Linked DNA regions of Homo sapiens: all the other regions are linked to region 1. Evidence: chromatin contacts called from ENCODE Hi-C or POLR2A ChIA-PET data. All regions are on one chromosome and are shown on one strand. The core of a region is the stretch at or near the end of the contact, and the rest is flanking DNA. Distances in the headings are between cores, read along the strand shown.

Region 1 (3,711 bases), core at 18-2,517:
AAAAAAAAAAAATTATTTGCATTGAGGAGTCTGCCTTCTGCCTTGAACAGATGGATACTGGCTGCAAACAGCTAAGAAGAACAGCAGCATCTTTTTTGGAGAGTTGGTGTTCAGGGCTGATTTTTAGCTTCAGTTTTGTACCTGAAGAGCAGTCAGATTTCTGTAGGGAAGATTTCCTAATTACAGTGTTTTTGGGGGGCCAGATGAGTTGTATAAAAAGACACCTTCACCATTTCTCCCAGCGTCTCCACATGGTGCTTCAGATTGCTTCAAATGAAACTTTAGTTGAACAGCATTTTTGAGGGAAAAGAAAGGAAATTCTCATTGATTTGGCCCTGTACTGTGTCTTTGGCACTAAATTTGGTGTTATACATATATTATTGAGTCTTCAAGGTAGGTGTTATTCTTTTATTTTTACAGATAAGAAAATGAAGGCCTAGTGAAGTTAAATAACTTGCCAAAAATCACCCAGCTAGTCGGCAGTAGATAACTGAATGCAGGCCTGACACAGAGTCCACACTCCTTTATACTACTCTTACTTCCTTTAGCTGTAACTTTAGCAAGACAGCATTAGTATTGGACCATGGGTAAAAACTATGTGGTTATGAGCTAAAGGAGATTAATTTAAGCATAAGTGAAACTTCAGTTTTATCTTGTGGACATGTTTTAAATATGCTTCTGAATCATCTTGTGTTTACCTTTTGCTGGTAGACTTCTGCTCTCAATTACAGACAGGGCCAGCTGAAGCCTCTGCCCCACTCGGTGCCTCTGAAAATACATACCTTGATCCCTGCTGTTGACCACTAAACTGCTAACATTCTTTCTCCCAGCTCCCACTCTCTGCCTGAGCTCTCCAGTGGAGTTCTGGTGTGAAGAGGCTTGTTGTGCTTTCCTCTACTTATCCTGTTTTCTCTGCATGTCCTGGTAGATAGAAGTCTTAGTGTCATCTGAAGTTGAAGCTCAGTGCTGTATTACAAATTTCTAATGCAGCTTCTCTTATCCCCATGTCTGACAATAAGCCTTTAACAGAAGACTTTTGGGTAATAATTTAGAACTTCTTCCTGTAGTAAAACCACAATAATTCCTCCATCTCTGTGGTAGGAGGAGTTGATGGCACAGTGTGTCATATGCCTGTTCCTCATTCGTGTGTATGCCGGCATCGTCCTGGTGCTGGAGTGAAAGGCACAGCTGCCCTGTAAATCAGGAGCTGTGCGTGATTGGCCAGGGCTGGTCTGCTGGGATATGGTTCTGGCAGGAAGCCAGGGGGACTTCCCCACCCCAGCATGGCCTTGGACCCAAGCCAGAAATAGCAGCTGGGAGCCGAGAACTTGTTGAAAGGTGCTTAGACAGGGCACAGAAGCCCAACAAAGGGCTTAGAGGAGAAAGGAAAATGTAGAGTGGCCTGGAAACAGGTGCAGAGCTTAGCCAAGGCCAGGTGTGCTGTGGATGCTGCCTGCACCCTCCTAGTCTCACCTTTCCTGTGGTAGCAGGTGCAGCCCAGTCCAGTTTATGAAGAATCTTATTTGGGGTTGGCACAATCAAAAGGCCAGCACCTGCCAGTCGTTGGCATCCGAAGGCCTTTGATGTTTTTGCCCATGGGCGATGCTCCTTTGCCTTTAGGCAACTGACTTAACCTAGTTGTGGAAGGCAGTTTAGTGTGTATATAGGCAGGGAAGCTAACCACAGAGACTAAACTCTTGCAACATGGTTGGCTCAGGTGGGTGAAATACCTGTAGCTGCACTCTTTGCTACCTTCAGTCTCATCTTCATTCAAAAGTGTCTGCCAGGGAGTGTTTCTTGAATACCCTCTAGATCAGGTTTTTAAAAGAAGTTGCTCAACTACATCAATTCTAAGACTTCTTTCTGGTTCGCAGATTCTGCGGCTTATTGGTTGATATGATTCTGTTCCCAGCCCATGCTTTCAGAGCATTTCATGAGTCCCAGGCCGCTGAGGGAATATATGCAAACCCGAGACTAGTATCTGCTCCTAAAGAAAGCTGTGAATTCTCTTGCCACAGATCGCCATCATTGTAAGATGATATGGAACTTAGAATAGGCACTTACTTAAAGCTGTTAGTTTATTTCTTCTTACGATGTGCTGTCTTTGTGTTGTAGCTCACACAATGGTCACTTGAGCTGTTAACTCTATTCTGGTTTTCTGGCTGATCTGGAAGATCCTGCACCCATGTATCCAGATTATGTAGCTAGTCTTACTAGCTGCAGAGCAGTTAAACCTCTAGGTCTTTCTTGGATTGTGGTTCATGTTTAGTTAGAATTAACAGCATGGTCAGAATGTTTACTCCTTTGGCTCTGTGTATTTCCCTGGAGGATTTCAGAGTCCTGGCTGCAGAATAGATTGGGTTTGAGGCTGACCTCTCACAACCTTTCTTTGTCATCATTAGGACCTGGTCCCATTGTCCCCCCTGTCTATGGCTTAGAGGTATCTGATGTCTCGAAGTGGGAAGAGTCTGTTCTTGAACCTGCTCTTGAAATCGTGCAAAGTTTCATCCAGGTAATTATGAATCATGATACATTCTATTTTCTGGTTTTCAGAGCACTTTCATTAGCTGACACCTTTGTTGCTATATTGAAGAACCAGGCCTTCTTTTCCATAGAATAAAGCAGAAGGGCTGGCTGCTTTTTAATACCTGGAGACTGCTTTTCTACTTTTACATTCAGAAAGGTTGTTGCTAAAATCTGTATACAGCCCATCTGCTCTCTGGGTTGAGAAAAAGGAATTTTAGGAAAATCCCATTTCCCTTAATAGAGAATTATATCCAGATCTCTTTGAATTGAATACTCCCTTCCACCCTTGTTCTTTTAGGGCCACAAGCCTACAGCCACTCCAATAAAGATGCCATACAATGAAGCTGAGAACAAGAGAAGTTATCACCTGTGTGACCTCTGTGATCGAATCATCATTGGGGATCGCGAATGGGCAGGTAGAGTATGGGGAGGGGCATGAAGAAATCTATAAGGGTGGGTTCACATTGACTTCATGAAATTTAGAGTCTTTGGCAGATTGAACCTGGAGTCTATTTATTTGTAAAGGGACAGCTAGATTCCTCTAAGAGCCTGTGCTCAAATTCCTTGGAGGCTTCTGGGAATTTGTCTCTGTATTCTGAGATTCAGAGGAAGATCAGATGCTCTCCATCTTCAGCTGGAATTAATATTTTATACTAAGAGATCTGCAGTTAACTTTCTAGAGCTCCTTTGACTTTGTGGTCCTGGCTTGGAGGAGTTTCTTGGCCTTTCATGTTTATAATTCAGTGGGGGTGGGATCAGGAAGTAAGGGTGTAAGGGAAGCCAGGCAGCTCATCCAGGAGACTGGAAGAAGCAGAAGCATAGCTGGGAGGGGGCAGGAAGTAGAGTTACTACTCCTGAGTGTGGTTTTTAAAAGTGGTATCTCTTCAGTAACTTTTGAGGTAATTGTTGGCATAGTGGTAGTTGCTAAAACTGTGATAAAAAGAAGTTAAGAGAAACTGTGTGAAAGTAAGCCTGTCACACATGTATAAAGAAGGTTAGTTCCCCACCACCTCAGGGCCAGCCCCACCCTAAGGCTCTATCCCTGCATTAGAGCCTGGATCTGCCTCTGCCACAGAGTCACACTGCACACACATCATTGGATTTTCAGATTTCTGTAGTCATCCAGTCAAAGCCCAGGACTTCTTCCCCAAGCCTTGAGTTTACATGGTATTTAGAAATAGGTGT
Region 2 (3,436 bases), core at 690-3,189, 140 kb after region 1:
CCCAAAAAATCCTCAAATCCTACAATAACCCTCATAGCCACATACAGAAAGTACTATAATTGAACTAGTTTTAAAGATGAAATAGAAACTCAAAGAGATTTAGTGACCTGCCTGAAGTCACATGGCTGGTGAGTATGGAGCCTCCTCTCTGTGCATCCTTGGTCCATGATCTTAACTGCTATTCTAATCTCCCAGGTCCACAACACATGAACCCCTACTGTACTCATGGGCTTGAGCACCCAAAAGGTAGGGCAAGAAGACTGGATTCCCCTGGCTGGGTATAATCTCTTAATGTCCCCTTGGCTTCTAATACATGCACCTAAGGATCCCTGTCTGGCCCCCAGCACCTGTGAGTCAATCAGCCCATCACAGGTCCTAGTAGCAAACTGGGCATCTCTGGAGACCACAAATGCTGAGATGTGGATGCCCTCACCAGGATGCATCACATTCCCAGCCATGACCTGGCCCTACTCCCACCACCTGGTCATCAGGAATGGATTCCATTTTCTGGGCTATCCCCATGTTCTGGTCTCTGGAACTTTTCATCCCCACAGACTCTCCCAGGAAGATACCCAGCTATCCTCCCTATCTAGCTTTAGAACTGCAAATCTCAGGGTACCAGAAAGAGTCCCCCCATGGTCTGAAGCATGTCTATATGCTCTCCTGGGGCTCTATTTCTGGCCCTTTGGTTCTGTGCTTTGTGAAATGAGAATAATAACAGCAAAAATATATAACAGTGTATGTGCCAGACAATGTCCCAAGCACTTAAGATGATACATTATCACATTTAATCCTCACGACGATCTTGTAAGGGAGGTTCTAGTCTTAACCCAGTTTTCGAAGTCAGCAAACTTAGAGGGAGGAGTGACTTGCCCAAAGTCACAGCATGAGTGAAGTGGGTGATGCAGCTGTGATAGGATTAAAGTCCCTGACTTTCCATCTCATTATCTCCTTGTGTGCCCTCCCTGCCCTTGCTGGGATAAAACACCACAAGGAAGAGCCTTCTCCTCACTGCCTGGCTCCCTCACCCACCTTCCCTTCAAAGGCCTCTATGGCCACTCAAAGGCCCCTTCAAAGTGAGGCCACAGTCCCCTCTGCTGGCAGCTGCCTCTCACCGCACCTCCTATCTCTGATCTTGCATGGCCCTTATTAGTTGAGAGGTGTTTGGCTGCGAGCCATAGAAACCAGCTCCGCCTAACTTAAGGGAAAAAATGGCGGGAAGTTGGAGAGGGAGAGCTGGCATGACATGTTAGAAGGTTCATGGGGGTGTCTCAGGGGCTCCCAGAAAGGGTTGAACAGCCAAGAAATTGTCACAGAAGGGCAGGCCTAGAACATCCCACAGCAAGGGATCATAGAGCTTTCTTCCTAGAACACTGCCCAGAGCATGTGATTCCACTGTGATGATAATGAGATTTCTTTCTTCTCCATTCAAAATTCCACACTCCCAGGAGACAACATCTGATTGGCCCAGCTTGAGCCAGGCATTTCCGCAAGTACAGACTGAGGCTGCAGGTGTGTGTGTGTGTGTGTGTGTGTGTGTGTGTGTGTGTGTGTGTGTGCAGGTGGCCAAACAATGGGGCAAGCACTGGTCTGAGTGGCTGAGCATCTCAGGGCCAGGATGAAGGAGGGGGCTCTGTGCCAGGGACTGGCGATGGCAGACAGAAGGAGATCAGTAAGGAAGCCAGCACCTGGATCAAGAGTGCCGATTCTTGTCGCTCTCCCACCCCTCTCCACTGTTAGTCCAAACCGCACCATTTTGTAAGCCCCCGCTGCCCCCTCCCCCGCCATCTCGCAGACCTTGGTCGAAGTGAAACATTCCATGGGGTACGGACTGTGAGAAACAGCCTGCCTCTTATCATATTCTGCTGGGAGAAAGTGCAAGGAACACCACATTCCGCCAGAACAAGGGCCAAAACCGCCTCAGCATGGGAACACGTAATCAACATCTTCCTGGGCAGCAAGCCATACTGCCCAGACCCCTCCCCCACATGCTTATAATTACCCCAGCCTGTAAGCAGCGGTGGGCTCTGACATTAAGCTGATCCCCCTACCTCCACAGGTTTTTGCAATATACCTGTGTTGCTGTAGAGCTGCCCTCTCTCTCTGTATGTCTTTCTTTAACCCTTGCCTTCCCTTTAAAAAACCTAACACCTTAATCCAGAGCCCACAAGTTCAATCACTTTTAGTTTACTGAAATTCTTCCAAATTAGTTAAATTTTCAATTTCACCTTTGACCCAAAGCTCTCTCCCAGCCCCTATTCTACGAGGGGCAGACTTACAGCTCTGGTGGCTGTGGGCAGGGAGGGAGCATTTCCACACCTACCACCTTCCTTGTGATTGCTTCTCTGCAGTGGGTTTTAGGAGGAGGAAGAAAGGAAGAAAAGGATTTCTCATGTGAATGCCAATGGTGAGTTGGGGCAGGCCGTTTTCTGTGGGCCATAATGTCTATTCCCCTGCATGAATAACCACACATCAGTTGCTTTCGTACCCAAGAGCAGGGGTGATTTTCTAAATACTTAATAGCCAGAATGGCACAGGCACCAACCCAGGTGAACAGTCACCTGCCAATCCCTGAGCAGGGTCCTGAAAGCTCCCTGCTGTGCCAGGTCAGAGGTAGGGGACAGCAGGGACTCCATTAGGTACTTCAAAAGTCCTGGGTGCTCTAGGGGTGGGGGCAGAGTGGCTGGGGTGGCAGGAAGCACTTGGGGAAGTGGCTATTTGCAAGCTGATATGGAAATGTTTCAATATTTTAACAATTGGTATGGCAGTTGAATTTTAGCCTTGCCGTCACGAATCCAATTCACTGTCTATACACTCAGCTGGCAGTGAGGTTTCTATAGGCCCTGCTGGTGAGATACTCAATCCTAAGCCATTCTTTTAGGTATTGATGGTCCCTTGAAACATAACTACATTTTTCTGTAGATCTCTAGCGGGCAGTATGCCATGTTTCTCTGCAGGAGTTTTAAAAAACATTCAGCTCCCAATTTCGTCTGGCCTCTTCACCCCCAGTTTCAGGATCTATAGCTGTGCTGTCCAATCTAATAACCACAACCTACATGGATTATTTAAATTAAAATTAATTTAAAAATTAAACTTAGGCTGGGCACGGTGGCTCACACCTGTAATCCCAGCACTTTGGGAGGCCGAGATGGGCAGATCGTAAGGTCAGGAGATAAAGACCATCCTGGCTAACATGGTAAAACCCTGTCTCTACTAAAAAGACAAAAAATTAGCCAGGTGTGGTGGCACGCGCCTGTAGTCCCAGCTACTCAGGAGGCTGAGGCAGGAGAATTGCTTGAACCCAGGAGGCAGAGGTTGCAGTGAGCCGAGATTGTGCCACTGCACTCCAGCCTGGGTGACAAAGTGAGACTCTGTCTCAAAAAAAAAAAAAAATTAAACTTAGTTTCTCATTTGCTCTAGTTACACTTCAAATGCT
Region 3 (3,515 bases), core at 1,015-3,514, 170 kb before region 1:
TAAAAGTTCATGAACTAGAATCCTGTAATCCCAGCACTTTGGGAGGCTGAGGCAGATGGATGACCTGAGGTCAGGAGTTTGAGACGAGCCTGGCCAACATGGTGAAACCCCATCTCTACTAAAAGTACAAAATTAGCCAGGCTTGGTGGCATGCACATGTAATCCCAGCTATTCGGGAGGCTAAGACAGGAGAATCACTTGAACCCAGGAGGCAGAGGTTGCAGTGAGCCAAGATCATGCCATTGCACTCCAGCCTGGGCAGAAAAGAGCAAAATTCCATCTAAAAAAAAAAGAAAGAAAGAAAGAAAGAAAAGAACTAGAATCTTCATTGAAGCATCATTTGTGTTTTGGAGGAGCAATAATTGTGGAAACAATTTGGATTTTCATCACTTAGAGAATAAATCTATAAAATGTGTTGAAGGTACACCATGAAGTACTATACAGCAATTGGAACCAATGAATTAGATGTACACTTAACAACATGGATAGATCTTGAACTTAAAAACAGTGCTGATTTTAAAAAGTGATAACAGAATACATAATAAACACAAGTCACTTTATTTATTAAATTTAAATATTTATTAAATATTAAATTTAAAATATTTGCACGTAAAATATGTTTTGCAAGACACAAATACCAAGATACATATTAAACACATTATAGTGGTTGTCTATCGGGAGAGAAAGGAAGTGGGCTATGGAATGAAAGGGAATATGTGTGTGTGTTTGTGCGTGCACGTGTGCACGCGTGTGTGTGTGTACATATATACACACATACACATAAGAAATTTAACAGGTTTATTTTTCATACAAAGCTGGTTTGTGAATTAAAACAATTAATTTGTTTTCTTTTCCTCATGGCTTGGTTTCAGTTATTTTCTGTATGTGCATGTGTGTGTGTGTATATATATATATTCCCTTCATTCCATAGCCCAATTCTCATATATACACATATATGAGACAGGGGGAGAAGTGGAAGAAGAATTGCATGGACCAATGACAGTAATGTGCCATGAAATGCAGAGAACAATTAACCACATCTGAGGTTAAAATTAAAACAACATATAATATAAAAAGCCAGATAATACGAATTTTTTTTGAAGGAGTAAAGAAAGCAACTTCATAGGGAGATAAACCTCAGCAGAGCTATGAAACCCTCCTCAATTCTTCGGACTTGGGACTGGCCATCCCCACAGGCTTACATGTAAGAGCGTGCTGAGTAGCATCTGAGTCAGTATGAGAAACATCTGAATAACAATGTGTAATGCCCGCTTGAGGTTACCAAGGTTTGAATCAGTATACTCTAAATTCTGAATGTATATGGATGATGACTAAATAAGCGCAGGTCATATCTGAATCAGCCTACCCAGTCCATAGTATCCAATATACATAGCATGATTCCCTAAAAATGTTATTATATATTAGTATATGCATACCAAAAAAAGGTGGAGGACTTTGCTATAAACTATTGACAGAGTTGTTGGTGAGAAATGTGTGGCAGAGACTGGCCAAAAGTTCAACAAATCTGTTTCCTCTTCCGCCTGGCCACTCATCAGCTTACATTTCTCAGTCTCTCTTGCAGATAACTATGGCCGTGTGCCTGAGATCTGGCCAATGGAATCGTGGACAGTTCTCCATGCTCTTTCTCCTTCTGTGGCAACTCTGAATGTCGTGTGTTCAAGATGAAGACAGAAGATAGAATGACCTTGGGTCTCTGAATCATTGCTTGGAGAAGAGCAATTTACTGATCAGTGGTGTGAAAATAAGTAATTCAAAATCTAAGCTATTGGGCCAGGTGCAGTGGCTCACGCCTGTAACCCCAGCACTTTGGGAAACCAAGGCAGGTGGATCATTTGAGGTCAGGAGTTCGAGACCAGCCTGGCCAACAGGGTGAAACCCCGTCGCTACTAAAAATACAAAAAATTAGCCGGGCATGGTGGCATACGCCTGTGGCCCCAGCTACTTGGGAGGCTAGGGCACGAGAAACACTTAAGCCCAGGAGGCGGAAGTTGCAGTGAGCCAAGACTGCACCACTGCATGCTAGCCTGGGCAAGAGAGCAAGACTCTGCCTCAAAAAAAAAAAAAAAAAGAAAAAAATCTAAGCTGTTGGAACATTAAATTATTTTGAGCTTTAAAGAAATGTGTTTATGAGACTTGAGTCATGTGACAGGCAGCTGTAACCTAGGAAACTGTAAACATTTTTTCTCTGATTATAGATTAGCCTCCTTCCTTATCTACATAATTTTGTAAAATGTTGTAAATGACTAAAGGGTACTTCCCTTTAGTCCCACTTCACTGCTGATCTTCATTGCAGATTAACTTCCTTCCTACCTCTCTCACACAAAGCCTTCATGACTGTTACATTATATACTCTTTTAAATTAGAAAATAAATGAAACCAAGCCACAAGGAAAAGAAAACAAATTAACTAATTGAATTGTTTTAATTCATAAACCAGCTTTGTATAAGAAATAATCCTGTTAAATTTCTTTGTTTTCTTCCTTTATAAACAAGACCTTAACTTTTGACATCAGAGCACGGACCCCATTTCACTGACCCCATTTTCACGGAATAAACGCCTTAAAAAAATTTTTTTAATAGAAACAGAGTCTCACTTTGATGCCCAGTCTAGTCTTGAACTCCTGGCTTTAAGCAATTCTCCTTCTTGGTCTGCCAAAGTGCTGGAATTACTGGTGTGAGCCACTGTGCCCAGCCTGAATAAACTCTTTAAAAATGGGTGCTGATCCTTTTGATTCTTTCATGTTGATAGGGGCAAAATTCTGTTTTAGATTTCACTGGTAAAAGATAAAATCTTATCTTATTAGGCATTTGAGATGTTAGGATTGATCTGTTAAACTGCTAGCATTACATTAATCCCTACAATAGGGTTATAGGAAACTGCAACTTTCTACATTTTACATTTAGATACTGTTTGCATTTTGCAGAGCTTTACATTGCATATTTATAATCAGCATTGTATGCAATATAGATTTTTAAAAATTATGTTTCAAAATTTATAGCCAGCTTTTTCTCCTTGTCCTCTGAGTAATTCTTTTGCTTAACATTTTGGTGGAAAATGCAAAGCTGGGTGGTGTTACCAAAACGCTTGTTGCCCAAGGTCTATAAATATAGAAATCAGTTTGCTATCATTTCTGGGTTTTTTAATTGAAATATAACTCACATACTATAAAATTCACCCTTTTCAGCGTACAATTCAGTGGTTTTTAGTATATTTACAAGGTTGTGCAAATATCACCACTATCAAATTCCAGAAATTTTTCATTACCCCAAAAAGAAGCTCCATACCCATTAGCAGTCATTCCCTGTTCCTCTCACCCCACAAGCACTGATCTACTTTCTGTCTCTATGAGTTAGCCTACTCTGTACATTTCATACAAGTGGAATCATTAAAAGGTGGCCTTTCATGTTTGGCTTCTTTCACTAAGCATAATGTCTTCAAGGTTCGTCCATGGTGCAGCATATATCAGTACTCTCTTTTTGGCTGTATAATATTTT

The links. A loop is a pair of places that touch in the nucleus more often than their neighbours do. ChIA-PET counts read pairs that join two places held with the same protein, here RNA polymerase II (POLR2A). Pooled maps may share reads with other maps.
Region 2: a pooled map shows a loop between it and region 1 (2.2-fold over the local background). The contact joins two enhancer-like sites. A Hi-C loop is called at or near these places in 1 of 50 pooled maps. POLR2A ChIA-PET finds 5 or more read pairs at or near these places in 2 of 52 experiments (PC-9 and activated CD4-positive, alpha-beta T cell).
Region 3: a loop to region 1 is called in a pooled map, with 1.9 times the contacts of the local background. The contact joins two enhancer-like sites. A Hi-C loop is called at or near these places in 1 of 50 pooled maps. POLR2A ChIA-PET finds 5 or more read pairs at or near these places in 2 of 52 experiments (AG04450 and MCF 10A).

What each region holds. Positions count from the first base shown.
Region 1 is chr1:39,843,332-39,847,042 of GRCh38, reverse strand. TRIT1 (tRNA isopentenyltransferase 1) reads left to right here. Exons shown (of 11, transcript NM_017646.6): 9 at 2,403-2,512; 10 at 2,825-2,942. Among named protein-coding and RNA genes, the nearest start is that of LINC02811, 28 kb to the right of the region's middle. RefSeq lists enhancers at 453-542, 1,013-1,062. Within about 2 kb of position 1,267, at least 20 of the 41 ENCODE cell types and tissues checked have a DNase peak (open chromatin) inside an H3K27ac peak, as active enhancers do.
Region 2 is chr1:39,699,699-39,703,134 of GRCh38, reverse strand. No RefSeq gene overlaps it. Among named protein-coding and RNA genes, the nearest start is that of HPCAL4, 10 kb to the right of the region's middle. RefSeq lists an enhancer at 1,667-2,319. Within about 2 kb of position 1,939, at least 7 of the 41 ENCODE cell types and tissues checked have a DNase peak (open chromatin) inside an H3K27ac peak, as active enhancers do.
Region 3 is chr1:40,013,125-40,016,639 of GRCh38, reverse strand. It overlaps LOC105378669 (a long non-coding RNA gene), which reads left to right. Exons shown (of 3, transcript XR_001738013.3): 3 at 1,571-2,735. Among named protein-coding and RNA genes, the nearest start is that of CAP1, 26 kb to the left of the region's middle. RefSeq lists a silencer at 1,166-1,215. Within about 2 kb of position 2,264, at least 6 of the 41 ENCODE cell types and tissues checked have a DNase peak (open chromatin) inside an H3K27ac peak, as active enhancers do.